Regions from separate parts of the Homo sapiens genome. Here region 2 is linked to region 1. A link is an interaction called in ENCODE POLR2A ChIA-PET data of the cell type or tissue named here. Cell type or tissue: PC-9. All regions are shown on one strand. Each heading gives the region's core, and the rest is flanking DNA. Links, peaks and the distances in the headings are about the cores only.

The links. Peaks named below come from ENCODE experiments on the same cell type or tissue, not always from the same donor. Only the 100,000 strongest peaks of a DNase experiment are listed, where the experiment ranks them.
Region 2: POLR2A ChIA-PET joins it to region 1 with 13 read pairs; 1 of 35 experiments calls an interaction of 5 or more read pairs at or near these places.

Annotation. Positions count from the first base shown.
Region 1 is chr11:34,563,939-34,580,706 of GRCh38, reverse strand. LINC02707 (long intergenic non-protein coding RNA 2707) reads right to left here and starts at 9,812. Exons shown (of 3, transcript XR_931181.3): 1 at 9,704-9,812; 2 at 6,241-6,374; 3 at 2,099-2,493. RefSeq lists a silencer at 3,991-4,285. In PC-9, for the core only: no CTCF peak of the experiment used is centred there; a DNase peak (open chromatin) is centred at 9,866; H3K4me3 peaks cover 427 bases; H3K27ac peaks cover 1,396 bases.
Region 2 is chr11:33,826,456-33,843,223 of GRCh38, reverse strand. No RefSeq gene overlaps it. Among named protein-coding and RNA genes, the nearest start is that of LINC02721, 12 kb to the right of the region's middle. RefSeq lists a silencer at 13,438-13,527. In PC-9, for the core only: CTCF peaks have their summits at 7,468 and 7,668; DNase peaks (open chromatin) are centred at 7,583 and 7,873.

The DNA.
Region 1 (16,768 bases), core at 8,384-10,883:
CATTCCCATAGCATCTTGTACTTCTTTTTCATGACACTTGTCTCAAATGTATTTAATAGACTATTTGTGAAATTATTTATTTAATATCTGTTACCCTTGGAAACAGACTAGGCTAGACTAGAAACTCCAAGAGGTCAGGGACATGTGCCTCTGCCCCCTGCGGTATCCTCATTTTCTAGCACATAGTAGATACTCAGTAAATGTGTTGAATGAATGGCTGGAGAAGTTTTATCTCTCTGAAACTCATTCACAAATGGCAATAATTCCCACTTCACAGGACCTTCATGAGGACTACATTGGATAACCCATGTAAAGCCCTTGCATGGTGTCTTCTATATGGCTGACAATAAATGTTTGTTGAATGACTATAAACACTGTAACTTCTAAGATGCCACCTCTTTAAATGAGTATGGTTTAAGGACTAGGTTAGTAATTAGCATTTGTGAAGGTTTCTTTATTAAGTGATTAATGCAACTTAAACCTTGGGTGTTGAAGCTAAGGTATTATTAAGACAGGTGTTGATTGGCATTTGCTGGGAATAGGTAGTCACCTTGTGCCAGACCAAGACACATAGAAATGTTGTCCTGGGGGATGGGTTCACCAAGAGCTCAAGAGACAGAACAGAGCTGTCTATGGTTGAGAAGTGCAAGGGGAATCCCTCATACAGATAGAGGCACAATGATCCTTCCCGGGTAGTGACTTTAATATTCATCCCACAACTCAAAAAATCATTTCTCTTTCATTGTTTCTCAGAAATGTCATAGGTAGTATGTTCAATCAAAGCAAAGAAATAAACTAAGAGACAGAAAGATATGGGATCCAGGACACAGTTGGTCTAACACAGGAAATTGGAGACCAGAATCCCCAAGATGATGGAGATAAGAAAACCTAGGAGGACAAGTGAGTGACCAAGCAGAATAGCCACCTGAGCAGGTTGAAGGGCTCTGGAGCAATGTCAACAAGGGGAAAAGGTAGAGCTGAGAAACTATCTTACTGAGAGAAGAGTTGGAGAAAGAGCCAGGAGATAGATTTTAGAAAACCAAGCAAAGGAAAAATGAGATAACTGTGAACTCCAGGATGAGATTGGGGTTGGGTGGTGAGGGTGAAGGAGGATAAGGAATTAAAGAAAAAAAAAGTAGCCCTAGCACATTACATAAACAATATTTACATAATCATAACATAAATACTGACCTGTGACTTAACTAAAAGAGTAATATTATTTCCATGAGGACAGGGAAGGTGAATTGTACATATAGGTGGGGAAGGTGAGCACGGTGTCAGGAAGACCCTGTAAGTGATCTAATCTCTATTTTTCATAGCAATAAACTCAACAAATAATAAATAAATAATACAAGGAGCCAGAAAATACATTTAGGCATGTTATTGAGAAATACAAAGACCAGAAACAACATCTGAAAGGACTGGAGCACAGGGCTAGGAGGAGGGGAGTTGGACCGCTCTTGTTTATTACGAACCTGTAGTACTATTTGAATGTTTAAACTATAAACATGTATTTCTTTGAGTAAGAAAAATAGATTTAAAAAGAACCAGGGTAGAAGTGTGGCAAACAGTGAGTGATTTTTATTTTTCTGTATTTCTCAGTTTTTTGAGAAATGCCCACCTTTACATCCCCGGCAACCACCATTCTACTTTCTGTCTCTATGAATTTGACCACTCTAAGTAGCTTATATAAATGGAATCATATAATATTTGTCCTTTTGTGACTGGCTTTATTTCACTTAGCATAATGTCCTCAAGGCACCTCCATGTTGTGGCATGTGTCAGAATTTCCTTCCTTTTTAAGACTAATATCCCATTGTGTGTATATACTACATTTTGTTCATCCATTCATTCATTGGGTTCTGCCAGATGTTAGCTATTGTGAATAATGCTGCTATGAACATGGGTATACAAACATCTCTCCAGGATCCTGTTTTCTCCATTCTTTGGGGTATATATCCAGGAATGGAATTGCAGAATTATATGAGAAATCTATTTTTTTAAAATTTTTTAAAGAGCCATCATACTGTTTTCCACAGCAGCTGCACCATTTTACATTCCCACCAACAGTGCATGAGTGTTCCAGTTATTCCACATCCTTGCCAATATTTGTTATTTTCTGGTTTTTTTCATAGTAGCCATCCTAATGTATATGAGGTGATATTTTAATGCAGTTTTGCATTTCCCTAATGATTAGTGATGTTGAGCATCTTTTCACGTGCTCATTAGCCTTATTTTTGACGTGCTGATTTCAACAAGAATCATGGCTCATATTGCACCTGTGTAATCCTCCTTTACTGCACCTGGCAGAGAGCATGGGCAATTAGGCACTAAAAATACTTAATGAAGAAGCAGAGAAGGGGTAGTAAAACTTCATGGTTAAGCACATGGATTTTGGAGTCTCCTAGACCTTATTTGAATCCCCATTCCACACTCATGAGCTGCTGGCTATACGATCCTAGGCAAGTTGCATCCCTCTGTGAGTTTGCTCATCTGTAAAACAAGGAGAGCAAAAGAGCTTCAGTCACAGTTGTGAGAATTAATTGAGATAATGCAGAATATCTGTTCCCTATTACGTCCCCTGTCCTATTCCTAGAGGAAAACATTTTTCACTTCCTTTAATTTTTCTTCTGGCATTTGCATCCATATTTCTAAATAATATGATATGCTGCTATTCTTTGACATGGCAATTTTTTAAACATTACGGTAAGTGAGGATTTAGGTCTCTTACACCCCACTGTGCCTACCCGTGCTTCCAAATGTCACAACTTTGGGTTAACTCAATAATCAATGTTTGCATTTTAATAACTATGTACATCTTCATTTTTCACCCATTAGTCAAGAAGTATACCATGATTTCGTTTCCTTTCTTGAATATTGTTTTTTGTTTTTCCAGTAGTTAACCATTGCCTTCTTTACTTTTCATCTGCTTGGGGTTTTTTTTCCCTTTTGCTCTTTTTTGGCAAATGTAACAACACACCTGTTACACACATTTTTAATACTACTTTCCAAATGTTTATGCCAATCAGATATTCATTTTGTTTTTTCCCCTGGTGCTGTCCCTTCTGAAGCTGTCCACTCCTTGTCACACTGGACATGCTCTCCCTGGGATCCCTCTGGCTGTGCCTCTGTATCATGTGATCCCCTGATTCCCAGATCTGATTTCTTCCACTTTCTTAAACTATGTCCTTGTTCTAGCAAAGTGTATCTTCCTGAGATACTTGCCAAAATTAGGTGCACAGGAGGTAGAATTTTAGAGTTATTATATGCCTGAGAAGATTTGAATTTTTTCTTTACAGTGGGTTTTTTAATTGAGATGGAAATTGAATTCTAGTTAAAAATCATTTTCTTTTAGCAAGTTTAAGGTATTGCTCTTTTTCTTTCACCATCCAGTATTGATATGGAGAAGTCTAATGCCATTCAAGGCCTTTGAATGGATTCCCTCTGGAAGATTTTAGGATCTACTTGTCCTAACATTTCACAGGATAGGTTCTGATTCAGTTCTTGAAAAGTCAATTTTTTCTGGGTACAAGATGGATTTTTATCAGTCTGGAGGCCCATGACCTTTTATTCTTGAAACTTTTCTTATAATATTCCTTCCTTTCCTCTATTCTCTTTCTGAGACTTCTTTAGTCACACACAATCTCCTGGGTTGATTCTCTGTTGTTTTTGAGATCTAAAGTTCTCTCATTTCAACATTATGTTCTAAATTCTGTTTAATTTTTTTAATTTTTATTTTGTCTTTTATGTCTTTAATTTCCAAGATCTCTTTCCTCTTCACTAATGAATCTGTTTCCATGGCAACTTGTACTTGTTTTAGGTATGCAATGTATTTTTTTATCTCTGCAAAGGATTAGAATTATATAAAAGTTTCTGTTTTTTAACTTAATTTTCATTTCCCTGCCATTTCTCTGCTCTTTACACTATCAGGTTTTTTTTCCTTTTTTTTTTTAAATTCTTTCATTAAAGTTGGAAGTTTCCTCAAAAGCGATCCTGTCTTTGATCTTTAAAATTGAGATACTAAATAACCAATTAAAACCCAGAGGTTCGTAGTGAGGGCCTGATCAGGGGTCATCTCTGGAAACTGATCAAGTGTTGAGCTGCATTTTACTGGAGAGCTCTAAAAAGTAAGAATCTGAGCTGTTATCTCTTGGATGAGTCAGTTTCTCCAGAAAGGGATCTTTCCATCTTCTGCCTGGAGCAGGGCAGAGAGGCTGATCTAAGCCTGGCTGCCAGCATTCCAGGAAGAGAGCAGGAGTCTCACCTGCAGACTCAAACCTCTTCTTTATTTTCTAGATGATACTGCACCCTGTACTTGGCTGTCTCTAGATCTCCCTCACCTAGAGAACAAAAAAAGTCTCCTGGTTTGAGACGAGAAAAAAAAAACCTCTTACATCAAAATTCTCTATATTCTGAAGTTCAACAAATCCCCCTGTTTACTGCTACCTGTAGTAGCACAAGCTGCGTCCAAGCCTCAGTCTTTCTGTAGTTCTTCCCAGTAAAGCGGCTTATTTCTCACTGGTTCCACATCCACCCCATTCCCCACACTCACATAGACTATTTCTTCTGCCACTCTGGTAAGTCAGTTGCCACTTCTCCGTATATTTTCCATATTCCAAAACTTGTTGAAATGTCTTGTTCAATAATGTCTCCTTTCCTCCCTTTTCCTTGGTGTTTGTTTCTACTCTTCTTTAAATTCAGGTAAAATTCACATAACATAGAATTCATTTTAGCCATTTTGAGGTGTACATCTCCATGGCAATTACTACATTCACAGTGTTGTGCAACCATCACTTCTATCTAAGTCCCAAGACATTTTCATCATCCCAAAAGGAAACTTCATACTCATTAAGCAGTCACTTCCCTGTCTGCCTTCTCCCCAGCACTGGGAAACTACCAGTCTGCTTTCTGTCTCTATGGATTTGCCTACTTTGAGTTTTTCAAATAAGTAGAATCATATAATATGTGACATTTTTGCATCTGGCCTCTTTCACGTAGCATGATGTTTATGACGATCATCTATATTGTAGCATGTATCAGTACTTCATTCCCTACTGTGATTCAATAACCATCTATTGTATGTATATACCTCATTTTGTTTAGCCATTCACCAGTTGATGGACCTATTCCTAGTCTTTTATTTCTTTTCTATCATGGGCGGTTGGAATCAGGAAGGGGAGGTGATAATGTGGGCGTTTGATCTGACACTTTAGCTAAAATAATGCTGCCAAGTATTAATGAAAGCTTTATCTTACCAACCAGACAGCAGCCTGACTTTCATTTTTCACATCTGTTTAGAAAATAAGCTCTGTGACAAGTCCCCAGTAGAGTCACCACCAAAAGGTTGTAGTCCATTCCATCAGTGTCACAAATCAAATTCTCTTTCTCTTCCCCGGCCGGGGGTCTCTCAATCAGTTGAAGAAACCCCCAAAAAATGCTTGGAAAGGCAATCCCAAATTGTTTGGAATAGCACGACTGTTTGCTTATTAGATAAGTATGTTTTATTCCCAAGAGTATTTATAATTAAGTATAGAACTGATAAATTATTTCAAATCTATAGAATAATATATTATCCTAAAGAATACTGTTAAAGAATATTTCATGTTAGGCCAGGTGTGGAGACTCATGCCTGTAATTCTAGCATTTTGGGAAGCCGAGATGGGAAGATCTCTTGAGCCCAGGATTTCAAGACCAGCCTGAGCAATACAGAGAGATTTTTTTGTAGAGATACTGTCTCTACAAAAAAAAAATGCATGTTAAAGATGCTAAGGGATAATTTATATATACTTAGTATTTTAAGAGCATATGATCTCATGCTACAGAATCTCACACTTTATGCCCTAAAATTGGAGGCAAGTAATTTTGAGACATGGGCAACATCCAGTTTGGAGAATTGGCATGAAGAGATAAGTATACATTCTTAGGTGTCACTGTTCATTTTCAAAACATCCCAGGTAGATACAATGTGGTCTGTAGAAAAAATAAAAGGTTATGAGATGCCTCTGTGTCAGAATTTGCTAAACAGATTAATCCCCAAGTCAATTCCTGGAACAAAAGCTTTGGGGAGGTTACATTAAAGTGCCTAACTCAGACTCTTGAATTTCTTAAAAATATAAAATCTGAAGCACTTCTGGAGAAGATGGTGCATACTTCCCTAAAGTCCAGCCAACAAGGTTAATGAAAAAAACAAGCCCCCGGGAAAAGAGCTTAAGGCAAATTCTTATTTTAACCCAACCTTACCTTTTGGCACTACTGGGCACAATGCTAACCGTCCTTTGTTCTGATCTTGGAAGAGAAAGTCTTTCCTCTGCAGCTTTCTTGGGATCCCCAGGCGACGGGGGATTCAACCCTTCTCAGGAGGCTTCTGTGATCATCTGGGACATGGAGGCAGCAGAACTGAGTGGAAGATTTCCTGGACAAGCATGTTCCAGGCGCCCCTGCCTAACCAGGTTTGGGCATTATCCCCAGTTTTGCACTAGTGTTATGCGTTTGATTCCTGCAATGTCTGTCCTCTCTCATGACAGGAAAGACACAGGTCACTTCTTGCATAAGGCTACAAAGGGTCATACTCTGTAGGTTTCTAGCACTCTTTCCATGGTCCCCAGGGGCTGAGAGGCAAGTCTCTTGACTTAAGGATAAAATAGTCGCTGGGAGATGAATGGCCCTGCAGTGAACAGAGATCTTAATCATCTACAGGTTTTGTGTACAGCAACCACAGTACTAGGCTTTACCGAGAGACAAAGACCCAAGAGCACAGTGGAGGGCACACCAGCAAAACAGATCAGCAAGGCAGAGAGGCCCGGAAGAAAGGCAGGGCGCAACATGTTAGTCGTCAGCATATTGGTCAGGTGATTAAGGTAAGAGTTCCTAGGAAAGACAAATGAAAATATCGATGTTGTAGTTCGGGTAGGAACTGTGAAAGTCTTCCCTTTCTGGTCATATTCATCACCCACAATGTGACCATCCCTGTAACAGTCATCATATAATCAGCATCATCATCAGTGCAGATAAACTAAATGAGTGACAATATGCATCATGCTATTCATCACGCCCAACACACCCATCCCTGAAACCATCATCGCAGCCTCACCATCTTTACCTTCATCAGCACCAGAATGTCTGAGGAAATGTAAATTCATGCATCATGCTGTGGTCTTCCACTAAAAGGGGAAGAAAAATCTAGATCCATCCCAGCCCTCTAGGAATGTGTTATTATCATTACTGTTATTATTGGCTAAAATGTATTGATGCTTACCACAGGCACAGTGTAAGAAACCTTACAATAACCTGTAAGGGGTTAATGCCCTCATATTACAGGTGAGAAGATAGATTCAGAGAGGTTAAGTGATGTTTCCAAGATCACAGAACTAAGGAGTGGTGGAGCTGGGATGTGGACTCAGGCTGTTCGGCTTTACAACCCACACACCTCACTGGGATATAATATTGCCTCCTACAGCCTCCTCCAGTGGTCTGCAAATTGGAGTATGTACAGGAGGATCCACTGAGGGGAAGATGAAGATATTAGAATTGCTATTCATTTTTAATTCTCACTTCATACTTTTAGTTTCTGTTTTATAATATACTTAATTTACCAGTGTGATAGAGTACATAATGTAATTTATAAGTAAATAATTTATATTGCAGAAAATAGTAAGGGTACATGCTTAATTATCTACGGATAGAAGTGTGCAGCCAAAACAGCTAGGAGGCTGGGCACAGTGGCTCATGCCTCTAATCCCAGCTTTGGGAGGCCAAGGTGGGCAGATCTTCTAAGATCAAGAGGTCAAGACCAGCCTGGCCAACATGGCAAAACTCCATCTCTACTAAAGATACAAAAAAACAAAAAAAAAATCCAGGCATGGTGGCAGGTGCCTGTAGTCCCACCTACAACTCAGGAGGCTGAGACACAAGAATCACTTGAATCTGAGAGGTGGAGGGTGCAGTGAGCCGAGATCGCACCAGTGTACTCCAGCACAGGCAACAGAGACTCTGTCTCAAAAAATAAAAATAAAAATAAAAAAAAAGCTAGGAGACCCTTGGTCTGGAAAAAACTGACGTGTCCAACCCCATAGCTAGGCAAATGGAAAATTATATACAGTGGATCTGAGATTACCTCTGGACAAACACAATCAGTGTATACAATTGTGAATCCTGGTATGATGTTCTGCAGAATTAAAGTCTTGGTTTCAGCAAGTGACAAAAATTATGACATAACTTTCTTAATGGCCCTTCTAAGTTTATCTGACAAATTGATCTCACTAGTCTATGTATAATAGAATGATCCTATTATTATGGTATCCGTGTTAGAAACAGTAAACATGGATTAGTTGTCTGATACATTTTTAAATTAAAGAAATACAGTTTCTTCCCTTTCTAAAACCCTTATGAAAATGCACCTAATTGTTCTTCATTTAAAAAGTAGATACATGTTTTAAAGGGAATGCTTACGTTTAGGACATACATCGTGCAATACTGAAGTCACAAGATGTCTGAGACATGCTTCAAAATAAACTGAAGTCAGAGAGCAGATGGGAACCAGAAGAGGCAGAACTGACCACAGGTTGATCACTGTTGAGGTTTGGAGATAGATATTTAGGGTACATGATGTTATTCTGCCAACTTCTGTGTATGTTTTAAGTTCCATAATAAATAGTTTAATATTTAAAATATTTTTTAAACTGTCACAACTTGATTTTTTTTTCTCTTGAGCACTGTCAGAGCCCACCTCCCAACTGAGAAAGGAGAGGCATGATCTAATGTGGATTTCACAGAATTTATAGTGTGCCCTTTCCTGCCTTCACGAAATGTGTTAAATGTGCATACATCATTTGCTATTGTGTTAGAATCAATCTCATCCTATAAATACAATTAATAGGGGGAAAAGAGGATCTGATTGAAAAAATCATTATATAGCTGTACAGGGAAAAATTAAGGAAGGAAGCAAATCTCATGTATCATTGAATCGAATGTCCTTTGAAGACATTTTTCCACTAATATTGTTGGTGTGGGTAGCAATGATAGGACTTTTCACACATACGGGGTCATATATGATCTCTCCCTCCTGTGGTTCTTTTTTTTTTTTTTTTTTTTTTTTTTGAAATGGAGTCTCACTCTGTTGCCCAGGCTAGAGTGCAATGGCACAATCTCACAATCTCGGCTCACTGCAACCTCCACCTCCCGTGTTCAAGCGATTCTCCTGCCTCTGCCTCAGCCTCCTGAGTAGCCGGGATTACAGGCACATGCCACCACATCTGGCTAATTTTTGTATTTTTAGTAGAGATGGGGTTTCACTGTGTTGGCCAGGCTGGTCTCGAACTCCTGACCTTAGGTGATCCACCCGCGTAGGCCTCCCAAAGTCCTGGGATTACAGGCGTGAGTCACCGCGCCTGGCCTCCTGCGGTTCTAAAGGCTGAGACCATTGACTTAGAATCTGAGTTAGAATCTGAGTGTCCGCACTCAGAGGGACAAGAAGCTGTTTGGAGGACCCCAGACACGTTCAAGGGAAACACAGTGAGATGCAGACCAGAGTTCCCATAAGAAAAAGAAACCAACAAATGGTGACTGCTCTACCACTGGAATTAAACTGTGGAGCAATTCACCTACATCATCACTAAACAGTGCAGAGAAGACAAGGAACAGTGGGCTCGATGACAGCCCAGAGCTACTGAAAAAGCAAGAAATTGCTCCCAAAGGAAACACCCACCTGTGGGCCATACCACCGCTCCAAGAAACAAGAGCCAGATGCCAAGAGGCCTCAGGGAAGAGTCCTTCCAGAGTTCAGCCTCCAAGCACTCTTCAATCCTTTGTGTTCTGAGTAAGAATTTCCACACTAAGAGCTCAATTCCAATTACACCCCAAGATAGTATCAAAATGATAGGTAAATACAGTCCCAGCTTTCTGGCCAGGCAGCCAAAGCACACAGTGCCACAGGGGAAAAAATGGGCTGATTCAGATCTCTTGTGGTTATGACGTCTTCTTGGAGAGCAGCTGAAGGCAGCCGCGAGCAGTGTTTGTCAGGTGGTGCTACCAGGAAAGCACTGATGAGAAGCACAGGCGCGCTTATTGTGACATGGGCTTTCCTAGGAAGGGAGAAGAGGCAGCCATCTCTCAGTGATGTTTGAGATGAAACAAAAGAGAGTTATGGATGAGCCAGGGTGATGTGAGAAGCTGGAGTCCCTGGGTCCAGCTGGAGTCTGTGCAGTGGCAAGAGTCCTAGATTCACAAAATCTCAGAGATGGGAGAGGTTTGACTAGTGTCAACTCTCCCCCAGGTAGGGGAACCAAGGGGCGGTTTGGGGTGTGGCTTTAGATTCCCCATAATCTCAATTAGCAACCCTCCAAGTCGCCCCAAATAAACACACACTCTAAAGGAAAGAACAGTGCTTGATCTGCACATGCTGTTTCAAGGAAAATTCCCGTCACCCCTTATGAAGAGATCAGCACCCCTATGCCTCTCCTACATAGGAATTTTGGAAGCTTCTCTGCCCTTCCCACCCTTCCTAGATATCTAATACTTGAATCAGCCCTACCAGTAGTCAACATCCTTTGAGATTAGAGCTTCACAGCCCCTGGTGGAAGCCCACTCCATCTGTGAATGGCACCTTCTGAACATTTTTTTCCTAACCATTTGGTAATACAGATTATGAGCCTGAAAGGTTCACATTCCTTATAAACCGGTAATTAATTTCTTGATTCTGCACAGAGGAAGTGCCTCTCAATATGATAAAAGTTCAACACAAAAATATGTTTTCACAACACTGTTTAAAACAGCAAATATTTGGAAACAACAGAATACTAATAATGGATGGCACACCCACTGGATTCTATAATCTTCAGCCATTAAAAATGATGTTCAAGGCTGGGGCCAATGGCTCACACCTGTAATTCCAGCACTTTGGGAGGCCAAGGTGGGCGGATCACCTGAGGTCAGGAGTTCAAGACCAGCCTGGCCAACATGATGAAACCCCATCTCTACTAAAAATGCAAAAATTAGCCAGGCATGGTGGCATGCACCTCTGGTCCCAGCTACTTGGGAGGCTGAGGCAGGAGAATCATTTGAACCCAGTAGGCGGAGGTTGCAGTGAGCTGAAATTGTGCCACTGCACTCCAGCCTGGGCAACAGAGTGAGACTCTGTCAAAAAAAAAAAAAAAATTCCTATAGAGAATATAGCAATACAAGAAGAATGTAGAATACAAAAACATGTTTATGATGCTGAAATGTTCAAAGAAACCAGTACACTAAATTCAATATTCATTAGGCTCCATTCATATTTTTAAAGGAAGGAAACCGATTATAAAAACGACTAAAAATGATCCCACTTATAAGAGGCGCCAAGAATGTCAAATTCATAAAAACAGAAAGTAAAATGGTGGTCACCAGGGTAGGGGGAGGGGAATGGGGAGTTATCATTTAATGGATATGGAGTTTCAGTCTGGGGTTATAAAATCTGGAGATAGATGGTGGTGATGGTTGCACGGCAATATAAATGTACTTAATGCCACTGAACTCTACACTTAAAAATGGCTACAATGGTAAATTCTACGTTACATATATTTTACCACAATTTAAAAATGCACCTAAAAAATGACTAGAAGGAAATAAACCAAAAGTTAAGAGAAACTGTATTTGCGTAGACTTTGTTTGATGGTTTTTGCTTTGTTTTGCTTTTTTCCTATTTCTAATTTTCTGTATTCTCTAAACTGTCTACAAGGAATCAGTTTAGTTGTTCTTGGAAAATCCAATAGGTCTTCTTTTTAAAAACTAAGTTCAACATGATATTAAATAAAATAATGTCTAATGTCTTTCTACATGTTTTTCAGGGCACTAATAGCACAATTTCCTCACTTAGGTTAAATATTTTGCCTAGCTTGATTACCCTGCCCATTTTACAGGGGAGGAAACTGAGCCTTATAAAGGTCAGGTAACCTCCTGGGATCAGAGTGTGTTGGCAGGAACAGTTTTGAGAATGATAACCATCAAAACCTCAGGCCATTTTTTGCTGAATGTGGCCAGCATAGACCACCAGGATTCAGTTTGCCCTTGGACACAAGTTTCTTCAAGAAGGAAGAAATCCATCTATTAACTGGGATTCCAACTAGCCTCTACCTTCAATTATTTTTTTAGCTTTCATGATAAAGAAACTTCTGATTTTTTAAAAACTATCTTGAATTTAATCCAAAAAAGTCAATTTCTTGATGGATCGTATAGCCAACTAATAAACTTCAGCAAACTTCTAAAGTTTCTGCTTTTCAAGATTAGGGCACTGGGGACTTGAAACTCTGGATCATTAAGGACTCAAGCGCAAGAGGTGGGACACACTGAGGCAGGAAACTTAGACTCAGCTATTTTGGAATAGTTTTTTTACGGCAAGGGCTAGTAGTGGTTTAATATTATAATTTCATACACGTTCATCAATTAGAATATGAAATTACCCAAAGCACCCATTTCTCCCACATTCTGATTATTTTTTCCTTTAAATAAACAAGCAGAGAGTATCCAGAGGACTTATATCTTAGGCTCTGAAAGGTACAATGAAGATGATCCCACACCTGTTGGTGTTCTAGGCATCACTTTTCCTAGTCCCCCTTCATTCTGATTCCCAGCTAACTTTGAGTTGCCTTTATTGCCAGCTCAGTGACCTGAAGAATAAAAAAATCAGGTAGTTCATGCCAGACACAAGAAATATTTATAAGCCCTTTGCTAAATCCCCTGAAACAAAGAAAAGCAATTCTAGTATCCAGCACCTAGTAATTAAGGAACAACGCCTCATTAGTAACAGAGGGAATATAGAGCAATGAGAGGTCTCAGCCCAAACTCCTGCCGAGCCTAAGAACCAGCTGTGTCAGCGGAGGAAACAGATACCAGTGAGTCAGTCATACTTAGTATGCACTGACAGCCATCAAATTTAGAGGGCATTTTGTGAATCCACATGGGATTGTCTTCTGGGGCTCCAAATCCCGTGGAAATCACAAGAATAAGATGGAGCCCCTTGGAAATAGTTAACTCCAGAGAATTCATAGCAAAAGGCCTAACCAGGCATAGGGAAGCAGCTTCATTGCAAATGTCAACTCTGACCAATGGGGCCATGCAGGATGCTGGATTGCAATGGGTCTGAGTCTATGGTCACAGAGAGGAGAAGTGGTGTGCACCCTTGTGAACGTGTCGGGAGACAGGGGCTGGCAGCAACCATGTCAGGCATTTATTTGCCATCTCTGGCCCAAACTGTCATGAAAATTTCTCTTCCAAAAAGAGACTGCCCAGGCAACACGAGTCTTAGGCAAAATTGAGAAGAAGATAAAGTTCACTTTTAGCAGACCTCGCTCACTTTCTTCTAACATTCCCCTTCTCCCAGTCTCCATCACCCAATTAACTTTATGTTTTCTCACTAATATCTCAGCCCCTCCATTTTCTCCAGGGAGCTAATGACAAACAATGATTTGAAGAATGTACATCTTAAGGGAATCAAAATGTCCATCCAACGAGCTGGTGCGTGGGCACGGGGACCACCAGATGGTGAGAGGAGAGGAAAGGGATTCTCCTCACTCCCAATCCCATCCCTCCCCCACGGATGTCTCTGACAGAAATCCCTGAATCTGAAAAAAAGGAGAAATCAGTGTTCCCACTGCTTCATCCCACCAGCCCTAACTCTGGTTTCCTTCTGTTACCAGCACAAATACAAAGAGTTTTCCACAAAATCTCAGGAACAGTCCCAAGACCCACGTTAGCCTAACTAGAAGCGTCACACTGGGCCCAAGAAAGAAGTCACGTGACACTTTTTCTGGGTTTATTGCCTTCCTCCAATAACTACCACTAATTCACCTACACCATCCCTTCTCTCACCCCAGACCTGGCTCAAGGTGCCAAGAAAGATAGAAGGATAGAGAAGGAGAAATTCAAATAATGGAGGAAGAACGGACATTGTGTGGCCAACACTTAGATACCAGCCTTCTAAGGGACTTCCATGTGTTCCATTTGACTCTGTGCCATAGACAGATGCCCCTCAGAACCTCTCTTTCTCCTCAAAGTCCCAAGGATTGGCATCCCAAGCATCTGGCTTGCGGTCTCTGGCATCCCTGCCCAGGACTCAGAAGCCCACTGCACACAAACAGGTACATCTGCAGGTGGAAGAAGGAAGGGGATGCACACCCAGAAGCCATCTTTATTCCTCGTCAAGAGGAAGGACAAAGCAGGCTTGGACAAAGGCAGAGGAATATAGACTAGGCTCTCCCTACCTCATGTCTGGGGTAGTACTCTGTCTGACCCAAAGGTGAGACTCCAAGCTTATTGCTATAAAATCTAGATCCAAGCCTAGCAGGCTGAGCTCACTAGAGTAGAGTGCAGTCTTTGTTCTGGCTGCGTATGCTCAATTTGCTTGGGAAGCAGACCCAAGGTCACCCGAGGACACTTTCTATTCTGTTCTGAACCAAAGGAGTTTAGAAGCTACCCTTGCAAACCTCTAGGTCTCTGGACCCACTTCTCTGCCCCCAAACATAGCTAGGAAATTTTTTAAAAATAATGAATGAATGTTAAATAAATGGGTGAACTAATAGCTAACTCAGGCCCTTCAAGACCATAGGCTATCCCCAGAGACAAGCTTCTTTGACTAAATCCTCAGCTGGGAAGGATTAAAGGCCGGTCACCCCACCCTCTGCATGGAGGCAGCTGCTCTCAGCAAGCCTTCTTATAGCTAAGTTAGACTCACCAAGGGATTCTCTGTTACCTCCTACCCAGTCTTTGTCCACCCAGTCAGGACATGGTGCCTCTACTGGGCCAGCCAGCCCAGCACTCATCTGGCCAGCCTGGCTACTCCCTCTTCCCTGTGCCCACCAGGGAGAGAAAGGCAAGTACGTGGCACAGGTGAATTGCAAGGACTGACTTCAGTATAAATCATGGGTCAGTCATTTTTGGCTGAAAAACTCAGCAAGTTACTTAATTCCTATGTGTCTCTGTTTCCTAAACTGTAGTCAGGGGATAATGACATCTACTTCATTGGTATTAGACTCCCTTCACTAGAATGCAAATGTCACAGAAAGGGGCTGCCAGGATGCTTAACCTCAGGGCACACCATTCATAAGGTGGCCCATGTATGTGGCTCCCCCTAGAGTTGTGTGCTGTTAATTGCATGTAGTAGCCCTGCCACCAGAACAGGGATTTTGTCTGTCTTGTCCCTTGATCTAAATTAAGCACCTAGAATAATGCCTGGCTCATAGTAGGAACTCAATAAATATGTGTTGGGTGAATGAATAGAAGCTTTGTAAGGATTTAAGTAAATAATTTTCATAAAAGGACTGTCTTTTGAGTCAATGCTCAATAAATGATAGTAGTGATTATTGTTGTTGATAATGTTATTAAGTATAATGGGAAAAACCTTTCCCCCCAGCCCTGCCTTTTATAAATCCATGGGTGTGAACTTGAATGTTGAGGGCCATTCTCCACCAAGCCTTCAGCTCCAGATGAGAATGGCTTAGCCCACATTTTCTCACCAGGTTACAGGAGACTTTGCCCTTCTCACCTGTCTTGTCCTGGCCTTCCTGCCTTCAGCCCAGCTCTGCCCCTAGTCTGACCCCAAGGCCACTACAGAGCAACAGGACTGCCATCTGGCTGCCACAGGGCTGGCTGTCTCATCTTCATGTAAAAGTCAGGACTTTCCTCTTCTCTGCCTTTTCTTGGCTCCCTCATTTGGCACCAGGGACCCTATTCAGGAGCCCAGTCCTACTCAAAGGCCACAGCTCTTTCTTGGAAATGACACAGACCTGAAAACAAGGGGCTCAAATATCTTTGCCAACAGGGACATTGCATAACAACAGCACCGTGTTCTGGGTGAAGGGAACCCTGTTCCAGAGAGGAGAGGGAATTCTTCCCTCCACTCGGGAGGCTGTGTGGATTTTTAAGCCACTTCTCCTTTGTAGGGACAGATTTGGTTTTGAAAATCAGGTGATCTTGGCTTCAGCCTGCAGGTGCCTCTCCTTTCCCACCGTCACCACACCCACAGGGACAGCCTCCTTTCTGGAGACAATAGGTGGCTGCCACCTTTGTAGAAAATGAAGTGTCAGGAAGGAACCCACCCCAGAAATAGGACCTCCCTGAATGCCTGGGATTCCACTATTAGTGATTCACTCCTTTGAGTTCAGCACCACCCACTCTCTGACTGTCTTGGAAAACACAAATTCTCTTGGTGCGGGGGGCGGGGGAAACACATTAAGCTCCTAACACCTTGAGTGAAGAAATTCATCAGGTATGTTATTTCCTCCTGATGGAAGCAGTATCTGGGTGCTTGGCCCTACATACTATGGGGCTAGAGTGGGGCTCACCAGAATCGAAGAAGAGAGAAGATTTGGAAGTCAAACTAGGTCAGTGTCACCAGGTTTCCCAGAGCCGGGCCTGCCTACACCCTCCAAAGACAGCTGGCTCTGGAGCTGTTTATTTTCATGAGTTGATCACCAAAGGATTAAAAGAGGCAACACACACAAAGGGCCTACCTCCATACCCCCCATGTAATAGATACTTAACAAATGTTAGTCTCTACTACCCCTCCCATGAATGGAAGAATATATTTGTCTTTCTGGAGAGGGCTGGTCTGTGCCTGCCCCTCATCTTCAGGGACAGGGCGAGTCAAAGAAATCAGGTTTCTCTTCCATTCCTTTTTAGAATGTGGGTCCACTTCTACCCAGCAAGTCCCTTCGGCCCATCGCTCCTTTGCTGCTGCTATAGGAGAGAAAGTAAGAGAGGGCCAGGTGAACAGGCTTAAGTGACTGCTCACTGGATACCT
Region 2 (16,768 bases), core at 6,507-9,006, 740 kb after region 1:
AAGATAAAAGAACCCAGTGCTCACCAGATCTCCTGTTATTCCTGATGGAACCCTCCCAGCTATTACACCTTGGAAAAATATTAACGTGTTCAGCCAACAAAGACAAATTTAAAAGCAAAGAAAGCAAGTGATGCTGTACGTTGCAATGCCACCCGATATTCAAATTGTACCCTCCTGAGCTGTGTCTAATGTCAGCATCATTTTTTTAAAGAGACATATCAGTTTCCGTCAAGGTTTTTATTTCACTTTACCCATTCTTCACTGCCTGAACTGGGGCAAAAGAAAGGAAGAATTATCAGCTACATTACTTTTTAATTTAATGCCCTTGAGTAAGGGCAGTAGCAGCGAGGCATAATAGAGATTTCAGGGGGACGGCAAAGGGAGAACAGTTGTTCGCGCAACCTCTTCCATGGATGCTGGTTGCAGCAGCTGTCTCTGCCATCATTCTCGCAAGGTAATGCCTTGCTTCCCATTGTCATTGTATCTCAGAATCAAATTATTTGAATTCCAGACACATCGACAGCACACTGAAGGGCCCCTGCCAATTTTTGCAGCTTGCTCGGAAAAGAGCATCATGAAGCATTACTCATTTATACGAAGCCCAGGCTCCTGTTGTAAATCCAGCATGCAGGACTGCCTCCAGGTGCATCCCTTCAGCTTAGCTCTCTAATCCTGTAACCCTTTACCACCAGCTCCTTCCTGGAAGCAGGTGCGCCACATCCCCGTGCCAGTCCTTCCCCCTCTTGGAGCCTGTGTTCAGTGGATGGAGTCCCGGCTGCCAGAGCTGACCTGGAGACAGAAACCAGCTATTTTTCCTGTCAGGTCTGGGGGTGAAAAACCCCAGGCACAATACAGTGAGTTGTCCCCACAGCTACCCCTCCAATATTGTCATACAGATGAAGTCTGGTTAAAATCCACATCTGCCTCACAATAGTGAAGTTGCTGATAATAGCGCATCTCTTGTCGGAAGATGAGGGATCTAGTTAGCAAAAGTGTTTATGAAGAATTTTTTTATCACTTAGAAAAAAATCTCACAAAATAAAGGAAAAAAGAATATGTGTAGTATAATCTCAAATGTTATATATGTTTTCAATATGCATGTAAGTACACACACAAACATATATATGTATATATATTATATTTAGAGAGATATAGATATTTTTTGACACAGGGTCTCGCTCTGTCACCCAGGTTGAAGTACAGTGGCACAATCATGGTTCATTGTACCTAGGTTGCTGCCCAGGCTCAAGTGATCCTCCCACTTCAGCCTCCCAAGTAGCTGGCACTACAGGCATGCACCACTACACCGAGCTAATTTTTTTTTTTTTTTTTTTTTTTTTTTTTTTGTAGAGATGGGGTTTCACCATGCTGTCCAGGCTGGTCTCGAACTCCTCGGCTCAAGCAATCTGCCTGCACTGGCCTCCCAAAGTGCTGGAATTGCAGGCATGAGCCACCATGCACCCAGCCACAAACATATTTAACTAGAAAATACAACAAAAATGGACAGTGATTATTTTATGTTTCTTCTTTACTTTTTTCTATATTTTTCTAAAACAAGCAGATACTGCTTTTATAGTCAGGAAAATGAATGTTGTTTATAAAGATAATTTCCGTCAAGAGTGTTTTTAAACAAACAACTGTTTTCAAAAGTTTCGCTACACAGTCAATTTTTATCCCCAGCCCTGTAAGTGAAGGGTCCCCATCCACTGTCCCCTGGTTAGAAGAGTTTTCCCAAGGGGTTCTTTTGACACAAGTCCGGGTTTAGGAGAGTTTTGTCCAGCAGGAACAAGAGTGACCTTATTAGTCCAGTCAGATTCTCTTACTAATTGAGCTACACAGAGATCAGTAGTAGAGGCAGAAAAAGAAGGAAAAGGGAAAGGAGGAGGGAGAAGGTGGGTTATTTGAATGGCTGGAGTGCAGACTACTGGGGAAGGGATAAAGAAACTCTTAATATAATAGCTGGAGCTGCCTTGGACCCTGGACAAGCTTCCAATTCCAGGGTTCTATGCCACGCAGGTCAATAGTTCCTATTTTTCCCATGAAGACTTGGTAATTGGTCTTCCTAAGTACCCAGAAGGCAGATCCATGGCCAAGAATCCTGTTTTCCTTGGTACCACAGGTATCCTTTTAACAATCTATCTGGTGGACCATTAAAATCCTCTCCTGGGTCAGACTATATATGGATTATTTGAACCACACGAGCAATTTCAGGATATCAAGAGCTTGAGACCAGGCAGATGAGTTCCACTGGTAATTTTATTCTTTATTTAGTAAACTATCCAAACCAAGGCTATCACTAGCCCATATGGCATTTCGTACAAATTTGAAAAAGCTAATCTTTCCTCAAGTTAAAAAGTTATATTATTTATTTCTCAATAATAACAAGGACTGGCAGTAATTCCATGTAAATTATGCAAGCAAATAATTCATTATAAAATATTGAAAAATTCAAATGATTAATTATAATATTAAGAACTCAAAGTCACTTGGATTTAATAATTTGTTGTAAAAAAGACATCTTGTCTTTGTGGAAGTAAAATTCTTTTTGACAGTTTTAATTCTTACTTGTTTTATTGCTTATATTTTATGGAAATGATCATCAGATTGGTGGACTTTTCTTCTTGATTGTAGGCCTTACATTGGTTGTTTTGTTTTGTTTTGTTTTTGAGACAGGGTCTTGCTCTGTCCCCAGGCTGGAGTGCAGTGGCGCGATCACAGCTCACTGCAGGCTTGACCTCCTGGTCTCAAGTGATCCTCCCCACTCTGCCTCCCCAGTAACTGGGACTACAGGCACACGCCACGGTACCCAGCTTAATGTATTTAATTTTGATAAGCCACATTCTCCATTGATATTGCTATTGGCAAAATTAGTTGTATCTTGAAAGGCATGAAGTTATTTGGAAGTGGATCTAGTAAGTTATTGTAACAAAGACTTTGCAATATTTTAGTGAAAGAACATTAGATTTTAAAAGACAACTTCAGGTTTTTAGGGCTTTGTACATTGATGAATGATCTATAAAAGCCTTTAATATGCTTGTCAGTCAATTTCAATTGTACATTTTTAACGCAGCCTTGGTACTTCATATTCACAGCAATTCTTCAAATCACATGCGATATCTGGAACCTTCCTACTCCACATATCCAGCATCAAAGCATCATCAGGGGCTTGTTAGGAATGCAGAATTTCAGGTCCCAACCCAGAGTTACTGAATCTGAATTTGCATTTTAATAAGATCCCCCGCATTCTATATGCACAGGAACATTTGAGAAATACTAATCTAAGACACAGAAAAGACCATATAGTCCTTCTGCAATATAAATCTTTCCTTTAAAGAAAATATGACTGTAACCTATAGAGAGAAAAATAGAAATAAATTTGGGATCACAGGTGGATTGACTGTAGAAATGACATTTGAAATTAATCTTCCTGGCCAGGCACGGTGGCTCACACCTGTAATCCCAGCACTTTGGGAGGCTGAGGCGAGCGGATCACCTGAAGTCAGGAGATCAAGACCAGCCTGGCCAACATGGTAAACACTGTCTCTACTAAAAATACAAAAATTAGGTGAATATGGTGGGGCACTCCTGTAATCCCAGCTACTCAGGAGGCTGAGGTGGGAGAATACCTTGAGCCCAGAGGCGGAAATTGCAGTGAGCAGAGATTGCGCCACTGCACTCCAGCCTGGGTGACAAAGTGAGACTTCATCTCAAAAAAAAAGAAAGAAAAAAAAGAAATTATTCTTCCTCTTCTTTCTGGTATTTTTATATTAGAAAAATTGGGCTTAATGTTGAGAAACTCTGCAATTTGTTTAGCAGCTTAATGTTGAGAAACTCTGCAATTTGTTTAGCAGCAATAATATCTTTGTGTGAATATCATAAGTTAATTTTTCCTAAAAAATTTTCTAAGCCCATAATGTTATGCTTTCAAGGGAATTATATATACTGACTTTGGGTTCCTGTCTAAGTTTGCATATAACATTAACTTTATCTTTACTCCTAATTTAGGCTGAACAATGCATTTTAAAGAAGATATTTTCAGTATACTTCTGACTTGCATTTTAGAATCTACATTTTTATTCATATCATCAACATGCATTGCATACTCTCTCTAATTAAGTTCTAGTAGCAAGATGGCATCTCCTCAAGTTTCCCATCCTATATTCAACAATGATTTAAAATTTTATGTTCCATAAATGCCTTTACAATATATTCCAACATTTGGTTGAAGCAAAAGAGTTAGTTATATCATATTTACAAGAAAAAAACAAACAATCCCATCAAAAAGTGGGCAAAGGATATGAACAGACACTTCCCAAAAAAAGACATCAATGCAGCCAACAAACATATGAAAAGCTCAACATCACTGATCATCAGAGAAACGCAAATCAAAACCAAAATGAGATACCATCTCATGCCAGTCAGAATGGCAATTATTAAAAAGTCAGGAAACAGGTGCTGGTGAGGCTGTGGAGAAATAGGAACGCTTTTACACTGTTGGTGGGAATGTAGATTAGTTCGACCATGGTGGAAGACAGTAGGGCGATTCCTCAAGGATCTAGAACCAGAAATACCATTTGACCCAGCAATCCTATTACTGGGTATATATCCAAAGGAATATAAATCATTCTGCTATAAAGACACATGCAGACGTATGTTTATTGAAACACTATTTACAATAGCAAAGACATGGAACCAACCCAAATGCCCATCAATGATAGACTGGATAAAGAAAATGGGGTACATATACAGCATGGGATACTATGCAGCCATGAAAAGGAATGAGATCATGTCCTTTGCAGGGATATGGATGAAGCTGGAAGCCATCATTCTCAGCAAACTAACACAGGAACAGAAAACCAAACACCGCATGTTCTCACTCATAAGTGGGAGTTGAACAATGAGAACACATGGACACAGAGAGGGGAACAACACACACCAGGGCCTGTTTGGGGGTTGGGGGTGAGGGGAGGGAACTTAGAGGACGGGTCAATAGGAGCAGCAAACCACCATGGCACACGTATACCTGTGTAACAAACCTACACGTTCTGCACATCTATCCCTTTTTTTTTTTTAGCAAAAAAAAAAGAGTAGTTATATAATTTCTTAGATGATATAAAAAAATTCAGTGCTGTAAAATAGATATTTGCTGCATCATTCAATATCAAATGTAAAGACACATAACAAAAAGTATAAAATACTCTAGACCTTTTTTAGGATCCTCTGTTGCAATCCATTATGATTTCTATGCATACTTGTGGCATTGCTGTATGTAACTTTTCTTTACATTTGCAAGTAGCCTTCTGAAAGTTTGTACATGCTTTCTTTTGTCATCTACTGGACAACCTCCCTCACCCAAATATCCACATATGAAATGTTTGTGTTCTAATAGTTTCATGTGTTCTTTATGTGTAGTTCTAATAGCTTTATGTGTTCTACCTGGCTTATACCAGAGACTGTATCTGAAATAATAAAGATAAATAATCTTTTTCAAAATTAGTTCATTCATTACTTCTGCTATCAGTTTAACTATTTGGTTTTTATATTTTATTCCTTAAAACTGTGTAACATTATTTGGTATCAATGTGCCATATTTTATTGAATTTTTGATAGTTTTTGCTAAGGAAGACAATTTTCCCTCCCTTCCTTCCTTGTTTCCTTCCTTCCTTCCTTCCTTCCTTCCTTCCTTCCTTCCTTCCTTTCTTTTTTTGAGACTGAGTCTCACTCTGTTGCCCAGGCTGGAGTGCTGTGGCACGATCTGGGCTCACTGCAACCTTTGTCTCCCGGGTTCAAGGCTGAGGGCCTGCCTCAGCCTTCCGAGTAGCTGGGACTACAGGCACGCACCACCACACCTGGCTAATTTTGTACTTTTAGTAGAGATGGGGTTTCGTCATGTTGGCCAGGCTGGACTTAAACTCCTGACCTCAAGTGATCCGCCCACCTTGGCCTCCCAAAGTGCTGGCATTACAGGCGGGAGCCATCATGCCCTGCCGGAAGACAATTTGCATCACTGCACTAGTAGTTTCCTGGATAATCTTCTCCCTAGATGTTGTCTTGTCAAAGCCGAGTCATGTATATTACGTGCACATGATATTGTTTCTCTTTATCATAGCATCTTTATCACTTTATATTATATATATTTCAAATCTTTGAATTCTTAACACCATTGAAGTGCATTTACCCTCTGTTTATTAGTATTATGTGATAAGTACTGCCAACCCATTCTAACATCTTTATTCTTCAGTTGACACTTTTTTTTCATCCCTGAAGAATTTGCAATATAGAGAAAACACAGAAACCATTAAGGTAGAATAATAAGGGGCGTGGTCGGTTTGACATTGGTAAGAATTTATGGGCCGGGCGCGGTGGCTCACGCCTGTAATCCCAGCACTTTGGGAGGCCGAGGCGGGTGGATCATGAGGTCAGGAGATCGAGACCATCCTGGCTAACAAGGTGAAACCCCGTCTCTACTAAAAATACAAAAAATTAGCCGGGCACGGTGGCGGGCGCCTGTAGTCCCAGCTACTCGGGAGGCTGAGGCAGGAGAATGGCGTGAACCCGGGAAGCGGAGCTTGCAGTGAGCCGAGATTGCGCCATTGCAGTCCGCAGTCCGGCCTGGGCGACAGAGCGAGACTCCGTCTCAAAAAAAAAAAAAAAAAAAAAAAAAATTTATGAATAAGTAATTTCTGAAAACTTCCTACCTGTACTGATAGTAGTTAAATACGATGGAAAGTTAAAATTCTTATGTATACATTTTGTAGACAAATTTCAAATAGAGTGTTCTATGGACAAAAATTCAAATTACATAGCCAAGTACCTCGATAGGGAAAAGAAAATCTAGTTTAATGTTTTCTTTTTCTCTTCCACTTTTTTCTCAAGTTATGTCTGACATAAATATTGAAATTAAATCCACATCCTAATTTAGCATTTTTTGCCTCCTGATTCTATCTTCTCCAAAAATATATTCAGTAGTCTAATTGATTGTCTTTGATTTCCTTCCATGTTTTCTGATTCTGAAATTAATTTTAAAAACTCCTTTGTAGTATCTGAGCAAAAAATCAATGGTATTTTATCTCGGAACTTACATGTACATAACATACAAAATATATAATTAACAGACTGCTAAATATTATCAAGCATTAATATTTTTATTAACAGGATATGCACAACAAGCAATTTCCATTATAGAACTAGCCAGATCACGAAGTGGTAATCTCTAATTTATGTGCATGTAATTCATTTTGTGGATTATCTGAGTGTATGTCATTTGATGGTGATTAATCTAATAATGAAAGTTCTTGTAGATTTAAACGAGGAATTCAGGAATAGCTTTTGGGTGCAGCGAACACAGCAGATAATGTGAAATGCAGTATGAAATATTAATTAGCCAGAGCTCTAACAACAATAGGGATTTAAAAAACATTTAAACACTCACCTACCAATAGATAAAGTGATTTCTTGTTTAGAAGTAAAAGTTATTTTCAGATGATGTTAGACATGTTGATTTCGAATACTGACTCATTTTTCCTTTGTAAATGGACTCTGAACAAAATATAGTAAACATCTTAAAACAAGACACTTTACTGCCATCTGCCGGGAAGTTGTAAGAAACATACAAATCGTCAATCTTTCCAATAAACAAAATAAAAATAAACATATAAAAATTATCACAATAATAAAGCATCTCTGATATGAACGGCACCTTGTTGAATGAGGAGTGCTTGTGCAGTGCCCAACATAGATCATCATGCCTAGATTTTACTATAGCTGCTTTCAAGTCTCTGTCAGAGAAGAGAAATTCCAGTTGGAGAAACATTCTTGAGGTCCAGTCTGGTGTTGCTCATTCATACTGTTGGTAGAAAACAGGGGAGGGGCCACAGTCTATAATTCAACTTCTGCAGAAGGCTGTCTACTCTCGTGAGTCAGACTGGGAGCTGGAGACTTTCATCACTTGCCCCAGGACAGAAGGCAGAATCTTCTCAAGGGTAAATCCATTGACTCTGCAGAAAGTGGGAGAAGGGGAGGAGTTAAACCCAGGAAAACTTTTTAAGGGAAAAAAGACTTGTCCCTTAAATTAGGGAGCTTGCAGATGAGCCAGAAGGATCCCTAAAGAACTTTAAGTGGAGGTAGGGGAGGGAGCTTTACGCATTTTGATTATAATTCTTCAGTGCAAACTCACAACTTCTTACTAGAAAGGGTGACATGAGCTCTGGCATGCTTTGCTTAGAAACAATGGTCAAGAATCCATTACTATTTTCTATTCCCAGAAGACAAATTCTCAGATGGAAAGGTGGTAAGACATCACCCTTATACACCCTCAGGTACTTGAGGTAAATCTTAAATGAGTCTGTATTTCTTGTGATGCAAATAGCAAAACTTAATATTAAACCAATAACTAATGCAGGGCTGAATGTCTTCCATTACCTCAGACAGTACCTGGCCCACAAGTGGCACTATCCCAAAGTGCTAAGTGAGCAATGATGATGTAGAATTAGGGAAACCAGAGAAGACTTCCAGGAGAAGGTGCTAGATCTTGACAAGGGGGCAGAATTGAGTTAGATCTCGACAAAGGGGCAGAACATTAGCAGGCAGAGACAGCAAGGAAAGGCCGCAGAGGTGTATATAGCCCTATGAAAAGCAAGACTCATAAAGTGGACAAAGAACTCGAACCATCGAGTGGACACTGGAGACAGGAGAATGTCAGGACAGCATGGTGACAGTGTATAGTGAGGAAGCTGAGATGTGGCAGGGGCCACAGTTTTGACACTGTGCATGGAAGCCAATTTGCAAGGGAGAATAATGATTGAATGGGAGAGGAGGGAAGGAAAACTAGAGAAGAGGAGGTTAGTTAAGCTACTCTCTCTCTTAATTTTTCAGTAAAGTAATATGTATATGTATATATTTCAAAGTGCACATAAATATATATAGCTTGATGAATAATTGATTTATTTACTTCTAACAACATAGATTAATTTTCAGATCTACTTTTTTGAAAAGGAGTTTTAAAAGATGGTAAAAGGAGAAAAATGGGATGGTAGCTTGAGTGGAAGCATCAATGGAAAGGAATTTTTAGGGCTGGTCTTGGTGGCTCACGCCTGTAATCCCAGCACTTTGGGAGGCTGAGTCGATTGCACTCTAGTCACCCAGGCTGGAGTGCAATGGCACGATCTTGGCTCACTGCAACCTCTGCCTCCCAGGTTCAAGCGATTATCCTGCCTCGGCCTCCCAAGTAGCTGGGATTACAGGTGCCCACCACCACACCCGGCTAATTTTTGTATTTTTTAGTAGAGACAGGGTTTCACCATGTTGGCCAGACTGGTCTCGAACTCCTGACCTTGTGATCCACCTGCTTCGGCCTCCCAAAGTGCTGAGATTGCAGGCATGAGCCACTGCGCCCAGCCCATAGACAGTTGTGAGCACGAACACTGAGCCAGACACACTCCCTAAGGTGTTATATGGTAATTCATTTGCTCCCCATAATAATGAGAAAGGCAATATTTATACGCCCATTTTACAGATAAAGAAATTAGCTGTGGGACTTATGGAAGTTAACTTTTTGATGTTTCAGTTTCCTTATCTATAAAATGCTAGCATTTAGAACATTGATAAGATTCATAGAGCCCATTCATTAGTTCAGCAAATTTTACCGAGCCCCTACTATGTGCCAGGCACTATTCTAGGCACTGGAGAAAGAGCAGGAAAAATGTTTTATTAGAAATACATTATATATATATATGGTTGGTGCAAAGGTAATTGCAATTTCAGACCATGAATTTGAAATCATTATAACTAGGCTCAAACACATCTTTATTCGTAAGAATAGGAACCATTACAATCAACACATTTTTACCAATGAGAAATGTTTGCTTATTGCTGTAGTGTAAAAATCCATACTTCAACATTTGAACTCTTGGAAAGCATTTTCTGCATCCTGCTGGTTGTGGAAGCGTTTTCCTTGCAAAAAGTTGTCGAGATGCTTGAAGAAGTGGTAGTCAGTCGACGAGAGGTCAGGTGAATATGGCGGATAAGGCAAAACTGTGTAGCCCAATTCCTTCAACTTTTGTTCAAAGTGTTGGTTGTGTGACATACGGCTGGGCATTGTCGTGGAGAGGAATTGGGCTCTTTCTGTTGACCAGTGCCGGCTGCAGGCATTGCAGTTTTTGGTGCAGCTCATCGATTTGCCGAGCATACTTCTCAGATGTAATGGTTTCTCTGGGATTCAGAAAGCTATAGTGGATCAGACCAGCAGCAGCCCACCAAACAGTGACCATGACCTTTTTTTTGGCGCAAATTTGGCTTTGGGAAGTGCTTTGGAGCTTCTTCTGGGTCCAGTCACTGAGGTGGTCATCGCCAGTTGTCGTATAAAATCGACTTTTCGGCGCACATCACAATCCGATTGAGAAATGGTTCGTTGCTGTTGCGTAGAATAAGAGAAGACGACACTTCACAACGATGTTTTTTCTTTAAACTTTCACTCCGCTCATGAGGCACCCACTTATCGAGCTTTTTCATCTTTCCAATTTGCTTTCAGTGCCGAACAACAGTAGGATGGTCGACGCTGAGTTTTTCGGCAACTTCTCATGTAGTTGTAAGAGGATGAGCTTCAGTGATGGCTCTCAATTAGTCATTGTCAGCTTCCGACGGCTGGCCACTACATTCCTCACCTTCAAGGCTCTTGTCTCCTTTGCAAAACTTCTTGCACCACCACCGCACTGTATGTTTGTTAGCAGTTCCTGGGCCAAACGCACTGCTGATGTTGCGAGCTGTCTCCGCTGCCTTACAACCCATTTTGAACTCAAATAAGAAAATCACTCGAATTTGCTTTTTGTCTAACATCATTTCCATAGTCTAAAATAAACATAAAATAAACTAGCAAAAAAACATAAAGCGAGAAATGCCCATTAAAATGATGTATACGGTAACCACATTTATTTACATTCTTAAATGTAAATAAGAATTATGTTCTTAATTTTATCTTTTCTTGCCTTATGTTTTATTCCAATATCAAACGGAAAATTCTAACAATGCAAAAACCGCAATTACTTTTGTACCAACCTAATATCTATATATATATATATACACACATGAATAATTTGTTATATAATTTGATTTTTTTTTTTTTGAGACAGAGTCTTGCCCTGTCACCCAGGCGGGAGTGCAGTGGTGCGATCTCTGCTCACTGCACCCTCTGCCTCCCAAGTTCAAGAGATTCTCCTGTCTCAGCCTCCTGAGTAGTTGGGATTACAGGTATGCACCACTATGCCTGGCTAATTTTTGTATTTTTAGTAAAGATGGGGTTTTTCCACGTTCGCCAGGCTGGTTTCAAACTCCTGACCTCAGGTGATCCACCTGCCTCGGCCTCCCAAAGGGCTGGGATTATAGGCGTGAGCCACAGCACCCAGCCTAATTTGATTTTTTAAAAACCCAAATATAAGCTTCATATTTATTTCTGCAAAATTCCGTCTACTGGATTACACAGTGTCAATTACAGCCTAACTTTCAGTTGAAAAGCTAGAATCTTCAGAGATTCCCCCAGGGGCCATGGAGGATGGGCTGTTGAGGGTCCCTGATTTCCTCTGCTCTTCCAGAGAAGAGCCACCTGCTAGTCTTCTCCCTCTGAGAGAGAGATTAGGCTTCCATGGCAGTGGAGAAGGTAGAGGGGGCACGAGAGATAACTTCCTGAACACCTCTGCCTCTAACTTCCTACATTGTCCTCTCTGATCCTCATACAGCCAGGAGTGGTGAGTCAAGCAGGTGCTATTGTGCCTGATTCACAAGTGAAGTTACTGAGTTATAACGAGGTGAAGGGTCAAGTTCTAGGCACTTCTCCAACTGTAATGTACATGAGGATCACCTGGGGATCTTGTTAAAATGCACATTCTGATTCAGTGGGTTGGGTGTGGGGCCTAAGATTCTGTATTACTAAGAAGCTCTTGGGTGATGCTGGAGACCACGAGCCTCTCGGTGAAACAGCAGGTGAGATGCTTTAGGGCCAGTTCTCTGGATAGAGGTGGGAGTCGCAATCACATTGCCCCTAGCTCCTCCTGCCACTAAATTTGGCCACTTCTATTTGGAAGTTGGGAGAGGATTATCCTATTGCAGTACTGTGTCTAGAGGGGAAGGTGACTCATGTCCCCTGCTCCTTCCCCAGGCAGAACTCAGAGTTCTTTGTGTCTTGTCTGCTCCTTGCCTGAGCTTTTTGGCTATTTCTTTTTCTAAACTTGAATAAAATACAACAGCAAGAAAATAGCAATGACTCCTGTTGGAGTCCAGTATAGCTGAGATCACCTGATTTTAAGTCGGGCTCAGGTGAGGCAACTTGTTATAATGGAAAGCTTTTAGCTTCCAGAGTTAGACACCTGGGTCCAAATCCTGGTTCTGCCCCTTACAAAATATAAATAGAAGGAAAATGTACTTAAATTTCTTGGCTGGGTGCGGTGGCTCATGCCTGTAAGCCCAGCACATTGGGAGGCTGAGGCTGGTGGATCATTTGAGGCCAGGAGTTCATGACCAGCCTGTCCAACATGGCAAAACACTGTCTCTACTAAAAATACAAAAATTAGCCAGGCGTGGTGGTGCATGCCTGTAGTCCCAGCCACTCGGGAGACTGAGGTATGAGAACACTTGAGCCTGGTGGGTGGAAGTTGCAGTGACCTGAGATCGCACCACTGCACTCCAGCCTGGGTGACAGAGCGAGAATTTGTCTCTAAATAAATAAATAAATGAATAATAAATTGGCCTCAGCTAAAGTGGCAGACTTCCATCCTGACCCTTACTCTGCCCAATAACCCCACTGGAGGGCAGCCCATTTCAGGTTACCCTGCAACATCACCAGAATTCTCAGAATGCTCAGTCTGCAATTCCAAGTTATTCCAAAGCTAAGTCAGTCTGATGTTCTGGGAAGAGAAGCTGAAAGCCCAGCACTTAGGGGAAGTTTGGCCTCCAGGGCATCCCTACAGGTTGTACTCACTGATGGGTGGCATGGTGTGGGGGATGATGGGAACTCAGTTGGGTCTGAGGACAGAACCTCCCTATCCCTTGATGTTAAGTTAGCCAGAGCACACCACCACCAGCCCACATATGATGCTAAACCTCCTTTCCCAGGCAGCCCACACCAACTTCTTCCAGGAGTCGATGTTTCCTATGGAAAATGGATTAAATAAGAATCTCCTTGAATTCATCAGACAGCCCTGAACTCTGATGTCCTGTTGGTCCTGATCTTGACTCCACCTCTCTCCTTGAGGGAACTGGTGTTCTATGGCTAGGACAGACTCGAATCTGAGACTGGGCACATCTGGGGCTCCAATCCACATGAAGTGAGAGAATAACCGGATAAAAAGTGAGTATAAATTGCCATGTCCAAAACAAAATCAAAGCCAGGCTTTCTGGAGTGGAAAGTGCAGAAGAAACTTGTAAAGGGGAGGCCAAACCTAGAGCTGACCCTCATATTCGTGGATTTGCCTTTGTGTTTTCTCATTGGTTTTCCTGCCACCACCATTTTGGCCACACAGGGGCACTGCTTACCCTTGCTATTCTCTTAACTCCTTCTAAGGAGTCTGCCTCAAGACTGAAAAGTTCGAATAGGACCTTAGCAAATGCCAAGATGACATGTAAACTCAAAGCAACATGGGTTATAAGCATGGCCATGAAGATGCCGAGATCATAGGGTCCAGAGCTCCCCAGTTAACCCAGTTGCGCCGCTGAAAGGGGCAGAACTCAATTCCTCTTGGTGGAACTCGGGAACAAGAAGGGAAATGAATGCGGAGAAAACCAGGATCCAGGTAATCTGATTTCCAAAGGGCCGTTCTATCGCTGCGGCTTGGGGTTCCGCCCAGGTGTCCGCGGGTCCAGGTGTGGGGGCCGCCCCCTCCCCCCGCCTTGGGAGGCGCTGGGACCTGGCTCCGGGACCGCCTGCCGCGCTGACAGGGACGGGCAGCTTTCGAAGCCTGGCTCTTTGGAGGCTCGGTGTGGGGAGTCCCTGGCTGCGGCCCTGGGCTGCAGGGTCACCGCGAGCCGAGCTGGGGCGCCGAGGGGGAGGCACCGACGCCCCGCTTTCGGGACATCGCCGGCCACTTCGTCCCGCGCGAAGGCGAGGAAAGGAGGAGGGACAGGAGGGCGCAGTGGAGGCAGTGACGAGGGGCCTGGCTTGATGCCTTTGTGGGGACCCGGGGAGAGGGGTGGTGATATTAGGTGATGCCCGGGGTACGGGGACCCAAGCCCGGGCCCAAAATTCTCCTCCGCCCCGCTGCGGGGCTCCAGGCTGGCTTTTGAGGCGCCTCCCGGGGACCTCGCGGGATCCCAGGGCCGGGTTTCGTCCAGCGGCTGCTCAGGAATGGGGTCCTCCAACTCGGAGAGGAGAACAAGATCCAGCCAGCCCCGCAGAACAGCAAGGGAGGCCCCTTCCCAAATGCAACGCAGAGAGGGCTTGTTCTCTGCACGGAGACTGATCATGGATTTGACGCTATCTTAAAATGAACATATTACCTACACTAATCAGAAGACCATGTTTTACTTGGCTACATTTACCCAGTAAGAGCCGTACAGTTTAGTTGAAAGATAGTAGCATATGTAGCTAATAGTCCAGGATTCGGGTTTTAGCACCTTTTCTTATAACATATGTGCAGTTTAAGTCTGCGAGCCTTGTTTTGACAATGATGATGAGGAGGATTAATAATAGTTATTAATAATAGTATATAGCAGCTCCTTTTATTGAGCACTTTCTGTGGACCAAGCTCTGTGTTAAGCATTTTACAAACACTAATTTTTTCACTGAACTCTTAAAATTTCCCTGTAAGATTTATTCAGGGACTTTTAGCTTTAAAAAAAAAAAAAGTCATCTTTTCATCATGCAATATATATCATACACCATTATATATGCATATATACATATATTTGGTTGGTATTTCATGATGATTGTGGAAACCCCACAACTTAGAGCTCAGCTTCCCATTGTCTCACTTGGGGAGGCAGCAAGTTGCAACAGAAAGAACTTTAGAGTCAGACAGACCCAGTCAGTCAGCCCCTCTGAGATTGTTTCAACACCTATAAAGCATGTTGAATGTGGCTCCAATGTGAATTGGGGAACTTTCAAAAAATTTTCTTCTTAACAGACTGGGGCCTGGCATCAAGGCTGCTTTGGTTAATATTCCTTCCCCTCCATCCTTTATGCTGGACATGGGTACAGTCTCCATCATCCTGAACCCCCTGTCTAAAGACCTTAGGAGGGATTGTTTTTCTTAAAATGGTCTGGAAGCCTGCAATGCAGGGTGTCAATTTCTTCTGGGGAAGCCTCTTGTCTTCAAGATAAAATGATATCTAGTCACTGAGGAACAGTTTAAAGATATTTTTAAATAAAGCGAAGAAGTTCTAATTATATTAGCAGTATGAAGATAAGTTAGAGCAATAAAGACCTTATTTGGAAGTACCAGCGTAGAAAACAAAGTCTCCGAGGAAGTGACTAGACATAAAGATGCAATCACAAGGCTTGAAGAATCAACCAAATGCAAGGAGAAAATCTGCAGATTAAAAACACAGGAAAAGAGAAAGAAGAAGACACTAGGAAAAAGAGATTGGAAATAGCTCAACATTGGACAAGGTCTTTTGTAAAACACTAAGAGGAGAAAGAGTCCTGAATGAAGCTAACCAGAGCTGGAGAAGCTTAAAGCTGGATTTTCTTTTGTTCAGAAAATATAAGCTTGACTTCAAAAAGACAGATGGTGGGTGTCTCTCAGAGACAATCTCTAACAGAGCTTGAATCTGATGAAGAATACCTGATGTGGAAAGTGAGCAATGAGGTTTTTGGTGGGCGTGAGTCAGAAGAGCAAATACAAAAGCAGGAACCTTGTCGGGTTCTCTTTCCCCACGCGAGGGCCCAAGCTTTGATTCAAATTAATCTTGGCATTTCAACAACACTTAGAGGTATTTTATGAGCCAGAGCAAAAAGTGAGGGATCTGAGAAAAAAGATGATTTGGGGAAGAAAAGAGCAGATGCTCATGACAAATGTTGGTGAGGATGTGAAGAAATTGGAACCCTTATACGTTACTGATCAGATTGTAAAATGGTGCAACCATTTGGAAAACAGATTCTTGGTGTCTTGGAAAGTTAAATATTGAGTTGCTATATGATCCAGCAATTTTACTCCTAGGTACATACCCAAGATAATTAAAAACATATGTCCACACAAAAACTTGCATAAATACATGCAAGTTTTTAATAATATTTATAGCAGCTCTGTTCCTAATAATCAAAAGGTAGAAACAACCTAAATGTCCATCAGTGAATGAGTGGATAAACAAAACTTGGTATATCTATACAATGAAATATTATTTGGCAATAAAAATGAATGAAGTACTGAATATGCTACAACAGGAATAAACCTTGAAAACATTATGCTAAGTAAAAGAAGTCAGACACAAAAGGCCACCTATTGTATGATTCCATTTATACGAAGAATCCAGAATAGGCAAATCTAGGGAGACAAAAAGTAGTAAAATATACTGCTAGGCCATGGCAGGGGCTGAAGCAAAACTTGTTTTCTTTGTAACTCAGATACTCTTTGGGAGAGGCTTTGGGTAAGATAAGGTCTGAAGACAAGAGCAGCCTCTGGGGACCGAGCTGTTCCCTGGGACATGGCAGTTAAAATTACTCCTCTCAAGATTTGATCCAATTCATCTTAGCCTTCAAAGGGAGGAATGGGTGTGTTGAACATTCGTAACATTTTTAGTTCGTGTTCTTTTTCATCAAAGCTTACTTCCAGAAGGAGAGAGAAGT